Linked DNA regions of Homo sapiens: region 2 is linked to region 1. A link is a loop called in an ENCODE intact Hi-C map of the cell type or tissue named here. Cell type or tissue: endothelial cell of umbilical vein. All regions are shown on one strand. Each heading gives the region's core, and the rest is flanking DNA. Links, peaks and the distances in the headings are about the cores only. Region 1 overlaps LOC105378858 (a long non-coding RNA gene). Region 2 holds the start of LOC124904222 (a long non-coding RNA gene).

The links. Peaks named below come from ENCODE experiments on the same cell type or tissue, not always from the same donor. Only the 100,000 strongest peaks of a DNase experiment are listed, where the experiment ranks them.
Region 2: a loop joins it to region 1, with 2.4 times the contacts of the local background. A loop is called at or near these places in 4 of 110 quality-filtered maps.

The regions. Positions count from the first base shown.
Region 1 is chr1:94,140,024-94,145,407 of GRCh38, reverse strand. It overlaps LOC105378858 (a long non-coding RNA gene), which reads left to right. Exons shown (of 4, transcript XR_947605.4): 4 at 1-589. Among named protein-coding and RNA genes, the nearest start is that of ABCA4, 22 kb to the right of the region's middle. In endothelial cell of umbilical vein, for the core only: no CTCF peak of the experiment used is centred there; a DNase peak (open chromatin) is centred at 3,157; H3K27ac peaks cover 1,441 bases.
Region 2 is chr1:94,066,030-94,071,413 of GRCh38, reverse strand. All of the region lies in intron 11 of ABCA4 (ATP binding cassette subfamily A member 4), which reads left to right. LOC124904222 (a long non-coding RNA gene) reads right to left here and starts at 1,055. Exons shown (of 2, transcript XR_007066231.1): 1 at 854-1,055. RefSeq lists enhancers at 1,601-2,158, 2,349-3,548. In endothelial cell of umbilical vein, for the core only: no CTCF peak of the experiment used is centred there; DNase peaks (open chromatin) are centred at 1,643, 2,303, 3,183 and 4,023; H3K27ac peaks cover 5,000 bases.

The DNA of each region.
Region 1 (5,384 bases), core at 310-5,309:
TCAAGACCATGTCCTCAGATTATCCAACGGAATCTTCCTGAACCAATATAAAGAATATAGTAAGCTACTTAAGCATTTTTCCTAAGCAGCATATTAAAAAAAAAAAACTCGATGGAATTTTTGGCATGTTTATCATCTGAAAGCCACCAGCTGTACTCGGTTTGTCCCCTCTCCTGTGACAGTGCTGGTCCTACCTGAGACTTTTCAACTTGTGTGAATTGGGTCTTCCAAGCATTATCAAAGGAAAAGCAACTTTCCAGGGAAGGGTGGTTGTAGTAATCATCGTGCCTATGTCTCTTGCAATAATACTTAAAATCAGATGGTGCTGACCCACTTAGAAACAAGGATTAAAGAAATCTGCTTAGAATTGAATTGAGTCCACCATAGCAACTTGCCAAGAGAAATGCATTCCACAGAATGCCCTTCAGAGAACCTCTCATTAGCCAGACTGCAAACCTTTGATTTCTTTTCATTTAATATATGACTGCCTGGAATTCATTTAAACATGGATGTGATACATGTTCATATGTATGTTCACAGCATATTAGTCTAGTCTTTTATTTTTCCTGGACAACATACACAAGTCTTATGTAGGACTTAGTCATCTGTAGCTCTAACCTAAATTTTAAAAGTTGTATATTTTTAATAAAAAGTATATATATTCTAGATAATTTCTTTGTAAATTTGTATGTAGTTTCAAATATATCAGAATTTTGAAAAAGTAAAGCATTGCTTTTTATACTGGAAACTTTTGCTGAGCCTTTAATTTAGTATTACGAAAAATGAATAGCAGAATCTGTTATTTCTCCTGCCAACCAGATACAATAGAATCTGCCCAGAAATGTCTCCTTGCTTTCCCTAACCTCTGTCAATTTTATTTATTCTTCTGTCTATACATTTGTTTCTATGTCATATTTGATGTTATCTATCACTGATGTGTTTTCTTTAAAATGTGTTCTTACTACATGTCCTATTGTGGATGGATTTACATCAGTATATCTCCCATAGACTGAAACTTCTCAGAAGGGGAAGGCTCTTTGTAGGATTTAACACAGTGGTTTTTAATTTTGGTTCTGCATTAAGGTCACCTGGAGAGATTTTTATAAATTCAGTTGCCTGGATGCTGCTCCTGAAGGTTCTAGTTCAGTGGGTGTGTGGTAAGGCCTATACTTTAGTATTCTCAAAAAGCTTCACAGGTAGTTGTGACACACAGCTAAAAGCTGAGAGGCGCTCTTTTAATACCATGCTTAATTCTATCCATAAGTACCCAGCATAATTGCCTGGCACATAGACAACCCTCAAAAACTGTTTACATAATTGGTAAACTGGTTTGAGATGAAGCTTTATGAGATGTCTTCCTTCACTGGAGCAGCCTTGACAGAGTCATTGCATCAGGTAAGTCCAAAGAGACTGAGTAAATAAAATGCTGGCAAAGCCACAGCTGCACTTGCTTGAGTTGTGTCATTTGAGCCCACCAAATTATTGACTTAACCCAGACAGGCCCAGTCTATTTTGTAATTTAAAAATATATGTGTATATATTTTGTAAGGAGATTCTGGTTACTAACAATCTAAGATTGCAGAAAGAATATGCCTTTGTTGTCATAAAACATTCTTTATATTTATGAAGTCTTTTTCCTTGAGTTAAAAATGGATAAATAACTGTGCAGTCAAATGACAACATCACATAAAAGATTTCAGAGCTGTTACATAATTCAATAAGTGAAAATTCCCCAACATTTGCATGTTTGGTTTTGGTGTGTTATGCTTGGTGATGTAATAGAAGCCAGTGTTATATTTTCTTCGTGTAAACCAGTCCCACTTTCCCTCCAGCAGTGATTGGTTTGTAGTGATCCTGAAGCTGTGAGAATTAACTGGACTTGGACAAGAGAGCCTGAAGGCAAACCCTGGCACTTACTCCAGTGGAAAACTGGCCTGTCTTTCTGATCTCCTCTGGAGTGCTTCTCAAATGCTAGGTGCGTGCATCAGAGCCACCTGGAAACCTTGCTAAACATTCAGATTCCTGGGCCTCACTCCCAGATGTTCCCATTGAGTAGTTCAGCCATGGAGCCTGGGAGTCTGTATGTTTAATGGCCACTCCAGGTTGATGCAGGAGATGTGACACCAGCAGAAAGATTGCTCTGGGGTGCACTTTGTTTTTTCTTACTTCCAGTAGCTGAAGGAAACTGATGCAAGGGCTTAACAACCTAGGCCATAATGGGAGTTTACTTGCACTAGGCGTGTCTTAGACTATTTTATTTAAAAGAGTTTTTTTAACAAATGTACTTGAACCCTAAAGAATCTTATATGCCCCTTGGAGACATTTATTGCTGGCTGAAATTCAGTCTTGGAGCCAATGTTTTCAAATCCAATTAATTAAACTGTTTTACCAAAGCTGTTGGGAATGTTTTCACAAATCTTACCCTTTAATCTGAATGAAAATAGAATACAGACTTCACTAAAACAACTTCAAGTATAATTTGCAATCTAATCAAGAGAGATTAATATTAAGTAATCTGACAACATCCTCTACAGTGGGGAGCAGCTGGTAAGCAATGTTGTGAAAGTGCTCAACTACAGGCAATCCAGGCTGTGAGCCTCTGTGGGACAAGAGGAGGGAGGCGGAAGGCAGATAGCCACTTCCAGTGCCCCTGCACCTGTGAGTTTCCCTGCTCCAAGGAAAGGAACCAGTGAGGAGGACCCGAAGCTAGTGGCTTCCCCTTCTGTCTGCCTTTAACTTTTCTAGTCTTTCCCCTCTTCACTCCTTCCTCTCCATTTTTTCTTTTCCTTACTTCTTCTCAGAAGTGTGAGTGAAGTCTGAGCCCCAGGTCCCCGTGAAGCTGGTTCTTTCACCTTTTACAAAGATGGCTGGTGATGCATTTCACCTGCAGGCTCCAGTCCAAAAGGCCCATCTTCAGGGTTGAAAGAGCCTAGCAGTTTGCAAAACCAACCCGATCTTATCCTTTCTTTGGATGCTCACAGTGGTAATTAAAGTCTTTTGTGATAATTTCTGAAACAAGGAGAAAATAGGAAATTAGTGCTCTTGGAACTGAATTGGAATCCCAGACTAGCTGCCAATATGTGGATGAATCACCAAAAGGTCTGGGAGCTATTTGCCTTCTATCAGCACAGAGGGAGGTTAGAATGGAAATCAGCGAAAAACAAATGACTCAGTTTTCCTTTTTAACAAATGCTGAATTACAGCTGCCTGTTTCCCTGTTTTAAATAAAAGGGATAAAACCACAACTGCCCAGTGGCAGTCTAGAATGAAGAACTAACAACTGCTTCCTGCATTGGTATCCATGGAAAATGGGATGCCTCCCTACTCATACATGCACTGGTCAACTTTTTGCAGAAGCTGATGACATTGTGTACCAGGAAGGGGAGATATAAGTCAAAGGAAGATTCAACCATTTATTTCCTGCTTTGTCAAAGACTCATGTGATGGGAAAGAATGAAAAAGCCTGTGTTTCCACCCCAACTTTTCTATTGGCATGCTACATGATTTTGGCAGGTCATCCAGCCTTTTTGAGGGTGTTTCCTAATCTTTGAAATGAGAATAATACCTGCATGACAGGGCAATTGTGAAGGACAAGCGAACTAGTATACCTGAGTTAATGCCTTCACATTTTAAGTCCATAAAAATGTAAAGTTATCTTTGCTGCTGTGAAGGTATTTGGAGGGGTGGCAACAGTTAATTACAGAAATGAGGCAAGTGAGAGGAGAGGAAACTTTTCTTGCATTTATAGAGGAGATAATAAGTATTTGAGTGGACATACCGGTTATCACAGATTTTTTTTTTTCTTTTTTGAGATGGAGTCTTGCTCTGTTGCTCAGGCTGGAGTACAGTGGTGCAATCTCGGCTCACTGCAACCTCCGCCTCCCGGGTTCAAGTGATTCTCCTGCGTCTGTCTCCCGAGTAGCTGGGATTACAGGTGCCTGCCACCATGCCTGGCTAATTTTTGTATTTTTTAGTAGAGACAGGGTTTCACCATATTGGTCAGGCTAGTCTCGAACTCCTGACCTCGTGATCCGCCCACCTTGGCCTCCCAAAGTGCTGGGATTATAGGCGTGAGCCACCGTGCCCAGCATCACAGATATATTTTTATATGTAAGAAGATGGACCTCCATCTTAAAAGTTCAATCATGTCATCAATGATTTCAAGACATGAAGTAGTAAATTCATCAACAGTCAACATTTCTTATCAAAGTAATAATACCACCATTTAACACTTCCTTTAGACTGAGCACCGTGATAAGTGCTTCCTTTCATATAATCTCATTTAATCACAGCCCTCTGATGTAGGGGTTCTCAACAACCACTATTAACAATTCTATGCAACAGATATTATTATTCTCACTTTACGTATAATAAAACTGATAAAAATGGAATTTTTAAAAGCTTTCCCCATTTTGTATACCTCATAAGCAGTAGAATAGGGTTCAAAACATAGGTGTAGCGCCTGGTGGAGTGGTTCACATCTGTAATCCAAGCACTTTGGGGGGCCAAAGCAGGAGGATCGCTTAAGTTCAGAGGCCAGCCTGGGCAACATAGTGAGACTTAGGCGCAGTGGCATGTGCCTGTAGTCTTGGCTGAGATGGGAGGATCACATGAGCCCAGGAGGTCAGGGGTACTGTGAGCCATGATTGTACCACTGCACTCCAGCCTGGGTGACAGAGTAAGATCTTGTCTCTAAAATAAATAAATAAATACCAAGTGTGTCTGACTCTAAAGCTTATGTTCTTAACCACTGTATTAGTCTGTTCTTACGCTGCTGATAAAGACATACCCGAGACTGGGTAATTTATAAAGGAAAAGTTTTAATGGACTCACAGTTCCACATGGCTGGGGAGGCCTCACAATCATGGTGGAAGGCACAGGAGAAGCAAAAACACGTCTTACACGGTGGCAGGCAAGAGAAGTACCAAAGCAAAAGGGGAAAAAGCCCCTTATAAAACCATCAGATCTCGTGAAAACTCACTATCATGAGAACAGCACGAGGGTAACCACCCCTATGATTAAATTACCTCCCACTGGGTCCCTCCCACAACACATGGGGATTATGGGAACTACAGTTCAAGATGAGATTTGGGTGGAGACACAGCCAAACCATATTGACCACCAAAATCTTTTTTTTTTTAGTTAATTAATTTATTTATTTTAATTATACTTTAAGTTTTAGGGTACATGTGCACAACGTGCAGATTTGTTACATATGTATACCTGTGCCATGTTGCTTGCTGCACCCATTAACTCATCATCCAACATTAGGTATATCTCCTAATGCTATCCCTCCCCCCTTCCCCCACCCGACGACAGGCCCTGGTGTGTGATGTTCCCCTTCCTGTGTCCATGTGTTCCCACTGTTCAATTCCCACCTGTGA
Region 2 (5,384 bases), core at 122-5,121, 74 kb after region 1:
TATAATGAATCCAATGAAGGAAGACATTATTTTATAATATGCAGCATAATAGGCACTATTATGATTGGATTTTCCTGCTTGAAAGTAGCTAGATTAGAGTAGGAAACCAAAAAGATGTGAATTCATTCAGTCATTCATGCATTTGCATGGATTGAGCTACCTACATTTGAATAAATGCTGTTAATCCCTGATTCCTTGGAAGCTCACATTGGAGAGATAAGCATGTCATTAAATAATGCCATAATAGTGGTATCTCAGAGGACTAGCAGAACATAATTCAATCTGACAGAGTAGAAACAGATTGTACAAATCCAATTCAAAACATCATAAATCCTCTAAGCACTGTCAATTCTTCCTCCAAATTATCTCTGAAATTCCTCCTTCTTTCCCATTTATGGCCTCCATTTACAGAAGCGTGTACTGTCTCTCTTAGCTGTTTGCCAGGCCGCCAGTCTCTTGCTGTTCAGCTCTCAACTGCTTCCAGCAAGATCTTTCTAAAATCCCAGGCTTGCCAAGACTTAGCGCCCACAGCTCCACAGTGACTCCTCATTGCTGTTAAGGTAAAGGCCTTCCCAGTCTAGCCCTTCATGCTTCTTCCATGTTCTATGGGACTGCCCCAGGCTTCCCACCTGGTACCACTGAGCCTTTCCATCCTTCCCCCACTCGACTGCCAGGTCAACACCCACACCCACGCTTCAGGACTCAGGTCCTATGTTTCGGGCCTTCTTCTGTGCACCATTCCCTTCCCTGTAGCCCTTGATCATGATTTGTTTATACGCCTCCGCACCTTCATGGCCCTGAACCCCTCAAGGGCCGAAACTGCCTTACTTTTCTTTTTGACTTCCCAACTTACCTTAGTGGAGCTGTAGTCACATAGAATAGACGCTCATAAATGCTTCTCTGGGCTGTAAAGGTTGAATTTTCCAGCTAAGCAAGGAAGAAAGACAATTTCAGGCAGGAGGAAGGGCATAAGCAAAGTGCAGAGATGTGAAGCTCAAGAGAAATGGATGGGCTGGGCAGAGGTGTGGCTGCAGCATCAGGGGAGAAGAAGTAGTGCCTGGAGTCAGCAGGCACGGCTTGCAAAAGCTTCACCTATAGGTGAAAGGACACCATCTCTTGCACCAATAGGCTCTGTGATTGGAGGCAACTTTGCTGTTTTACTGCCAGAAAACTGAGGATGATAACCCAAACTGCAGTTCAAGTGGCATTCACTGGTGTGGCTGAAATGGGTGTTTGTGGCCAGAATGTGGTCTGATTGGTCAGTGCCCAGCTCTGTTGATTAGCAGATGTTTTGAATATAGTAGCATCCATGTGCCCAAGTTGTTGGGATGATTCAACAAGAAACTTTAAGAGCTCAAGTGCCCTGCAGTTGTCAGCCAGGTGATTCTCTTCCTTTGGACCCAGTTAGACGCAGGCATTACCTCGTGGCTTTGCCCCAGTGTGAATCTTTGTCCTCCAACTTGATCTTTTTATTTGTTTCATTATTGTATTTAAGTTGTTTATTTTAGAGACAGACATTTTTTAACAGCTGTGCATTTCCTGTCCCTTTGTTTTCCAGTCGTCATGTGTTTCCTTACTCTCTGTGGGTGAACGTTTCAGATGTCTGTTTGCGGTGCCCAGCGTGCAAGATAAAATTTATTGCAGTGCCTTCGGCCTCTAACTCACCATTCCAACCAATTCAGATAGCCCAAGGCTGTTTTATCCAGTGGATTTTTCCATGTAGTGGGAAATAAATCTTGAATGTTACTGTTTAGATTAGCCAGGAAACTCATTCTGGGATGTTTGCCCACATCCATTGGCATTTCTCAAAAGGAACCCCAGGTGTCTACCTTGACACCAGCAGGGCCACTTGAGCCCTCCGCTGGCATTCATCGCCCGCTTTGTTCTCAGCCTGAGTTTAGGAGTTACAGATGTGAGAGGCGGGATTATACAGCCAACATCTCTAAGCGGGCAGTGGCTCCCTTACCCTCGAAGACCTCACTCCTAGCACGTCCTGGATGTATTCGTCAAAATATGTCCTCTTATGCCACGTCAGCACAGGGTTGCTCCCCACTTTGATCATCAAGTTTAAACAAAAGGAAAGATTTTCTTTCTTTCTCTGCCTCTACTGGACATCATTTCCCACCTAACAGATAATTTAATGTATCTGTTACTGAATGTGTTTGAATTACAGACAGAGAGGTCACAGTTAAAGAAGGAAGCCTGCTGCTACTGCAGCTTGTCCTCCCAAGGAGGTGTTTGATTTAGCTGTGTAAACAAATGACTGCATTCTCCAGAGGTCCTGAACACAGCTGCCTGCGCTGGAGAGGGCTCAAACCTCTTCCGCCAGGGTGAACTCTGCTTCCTGGTGAGTGCCAGCAAAACAACCAACAAAGAGCTGTAGGACTTGTGTGGACTTCAAATGGTGGTGGTCCTGCCACTTGGGCTCAGCCACAGCAGTTAGGAAACTAAAGGGGAGGAGGAAAGCCCTTTCCTTGCTTTATTGTCATTGGCTGTCATAGGGCATTACAATGGTTCTCTTTGAGATTCTGAGCTCCGGCTATAACATTTGCCCAGAATCTGCCTCTGAGGCCTTAAGACACTGTGTTTTTATTCAGCAAAGATGCCCTTTGACTCCTTTTCCCACTAGTGGTGCTAGGTTTGAGCACCTTACACTGGCCCCTTACAATAGCCAGTTCTTGTCTACCTACATTCTTCCCTAACATTCATGATTGCATAGTTACTCTTAGTGTAGAAGCAGACAGCTTTTACACATAGACTCCATGGCCGTAGCCTCATAGAACCTACTATATTCTAACTTGCAAGCTAATCAGACCAAATATATCAAAATCAAAAACCTCTGCTGAGAGTTTATTCATTCATCTCTGTCTCCCAAACGTACTTATGTACATACGTGCACTAATATACATGTCCATTAGCCAAGATTTTGATTTCAGGGATCAAAGCAAGTACCAATAGGGAATGAGGTCACTTGCTGCATGGCAGGTGGCTTCCCCATGAGAATGCAAGGCCACCTCATGACTCATACTTCAGAGGGTGACCCAGGAACTTCTGATTCATGTCCAAAGCAGCTTCTACAATTGCTCTACCTTGATCTAGGGAAGATGTGGGGAGGATGACATTCGGGATTAGCTTTATAAGGCCTTCCTGTGGGCAGAGTTGTCTGACTTTCACCTAGTGATCAACAAGCAGCTAGCAAGCATCAGTGTGTGAGGCCCCACGCCCTCTCAGCTCCCCTACTGCCCACCTGGGACATGGGCTTTGGCATCTGTCCATAGCATTGTTCTAACCAAATGAGGTGTTATGGATCAGCTCAGGATGGGATATGTTCCCAGACATATTATTTAAAGAAAATAGCTCCCTTCCTCCCCTGATAAACAGCTGCCATGGCTAAAAGGTAACCTGGCTGGGGCTTAAAAGTCTGTTGACTTTCAAGATATTTTGCAAAAACAGTCATAAAAATGGTATTTATCAGATCCTAACTATTTGTGAGACGGTTTGGTATACCATAGTGGTTAAAAACACAGGCTCTTTCCAGAGGAGGTTTACTTTGCTTAGTCGTGTCTCCTAAGTGAACTTGGACCTCATAAGGTTGTTGTGAGAATGAAATGGGTGAATATGAGTAAAGTCCTTGGACCAGTTTTGGCCGTATAGTAAGCCTTCAGCAAGCATCTGCTTTTATTCCTACAGGGAGGCAATTGTAAGCCCTTCACAAACAGCGTCTAATGTGATCCTTAGAACAAACCTATGAGATAGGGCATATCTCAATTTTGTAGGTAGGGAAACAGAAGCCACACAATTAGGAAATGGCAACAGATCTGTTAGACTCTTAAACACTATGCTACACCAATTTGCAAGGCAAGGAAGACAAAGCACCTTTGAAAATGGGTCAGATGTTTTAGGGTAAATGAACGTTTGAGAATCTTTTAAGTTTTTTTTCCCCCAGAGATTATCAAGGTATCATTGTAGGGGGATGCATCAGGAAACATGACTATGAATCAGCTGCCTGATAAACCAGCCAGGATGGAGCCCACGTCATCACAGCAGTCAGCAATGCCACTGAAAAACATCAGCTGCTTATTCCCGTATAGATTTCCCCTTAAGACATGAAAAGGGAGTTCAAAGAGAATGGGCCAGATATCTCTGAGAGTCATATTACTAAAATATATTTATTTTTACTAGCTTTTTTGTTTTAAGAGGTATACTGTCATTAGCACTGTAGCAAAAATTCACGTTTTATTAATTTCTCCTAGTTTATCATGTGATTCTAGGGTAGGATGCAGAGTTATATTCAAAATACACAAATCAACTCAACTCAGTAAACATATATCGAGGCCCTATCATGACAAAATGCTATTCTAGAGACCACGGCGAACAAGCCACGGCCCCAGCCTCAAAGAATGTACTATCTTTGGAACTGTGCTGGCCAATACAGTAACCAGCAGCCACGCAGGGCTATTTAAATTTAAATTAATTAAAAGTAAAAACACAATGCCTCAGATGCATTAGCCACATTTTAAGTGTTCAATAGATATTTGTGGCTCCTGCCTGCCATATTGGACAGGGCAGATATAGAACAATTCCATCACTGCAGAAAGTTCTACTGAACAATGCTGCTCTGGAGCAGAAGATCTTCTTGTTCAGGGATGTTACACCCCCGCTTGTGGCTAGAGTGTGGCTTATCCTCAGAGCAAGGATAGGGGAACCATGGCACTCTGCAGGCTCAGCACTGAAGACACGGATGCAGGCTCTGCTTCTGACCTAGATTGACCTTGGGCAAGGCCCTTTGCTCCTCTGATCCCAATTTCTTCACCAGCCAAGTAAGAACATCAGACCACAAGCCCTCTAGGGCTCTGTCCAAATGCCCCATGACTGAGTGAACTGGTAGAACATTCTATGTGTGTGTCACAACATGAAGAGCAAAGACTTTCATCTCCCCAAATAATTTTGTTTTTCGTTTTAGGAATTAAATTTCAGATTCACTCTAATTGCCAATACTAAAATTCTCTATATGCAGTTCTAAACTTGACAAACCAATAAAAAAAGATTATTTGACTACTTATCTTTGTACAACATTGAGGTCTCCCTAAAGCAAATTTAAATGCATATTTTAAAAATGTATTCTAGCAGTTCAGTTCAGAAGCCCCCTGGCCCAAGCATCACACTGTCAATCCTTTGTCCTCAAGCAGCATGGTTGGGTGGGTTAAGTACTGACAAACACTGGGTGTCAGGCCCATGGTCAGGGACTGTGCTAACAGTCTACATATTAGATGCCACCTACCCCCACCCTCAACAGACCCAAACTATTTATCCAATAGCAAACCTTGCATTATTTCTGTCCAGAAGAAACAAACATTTATTGACAACTTTTGGTGTGTGACCTG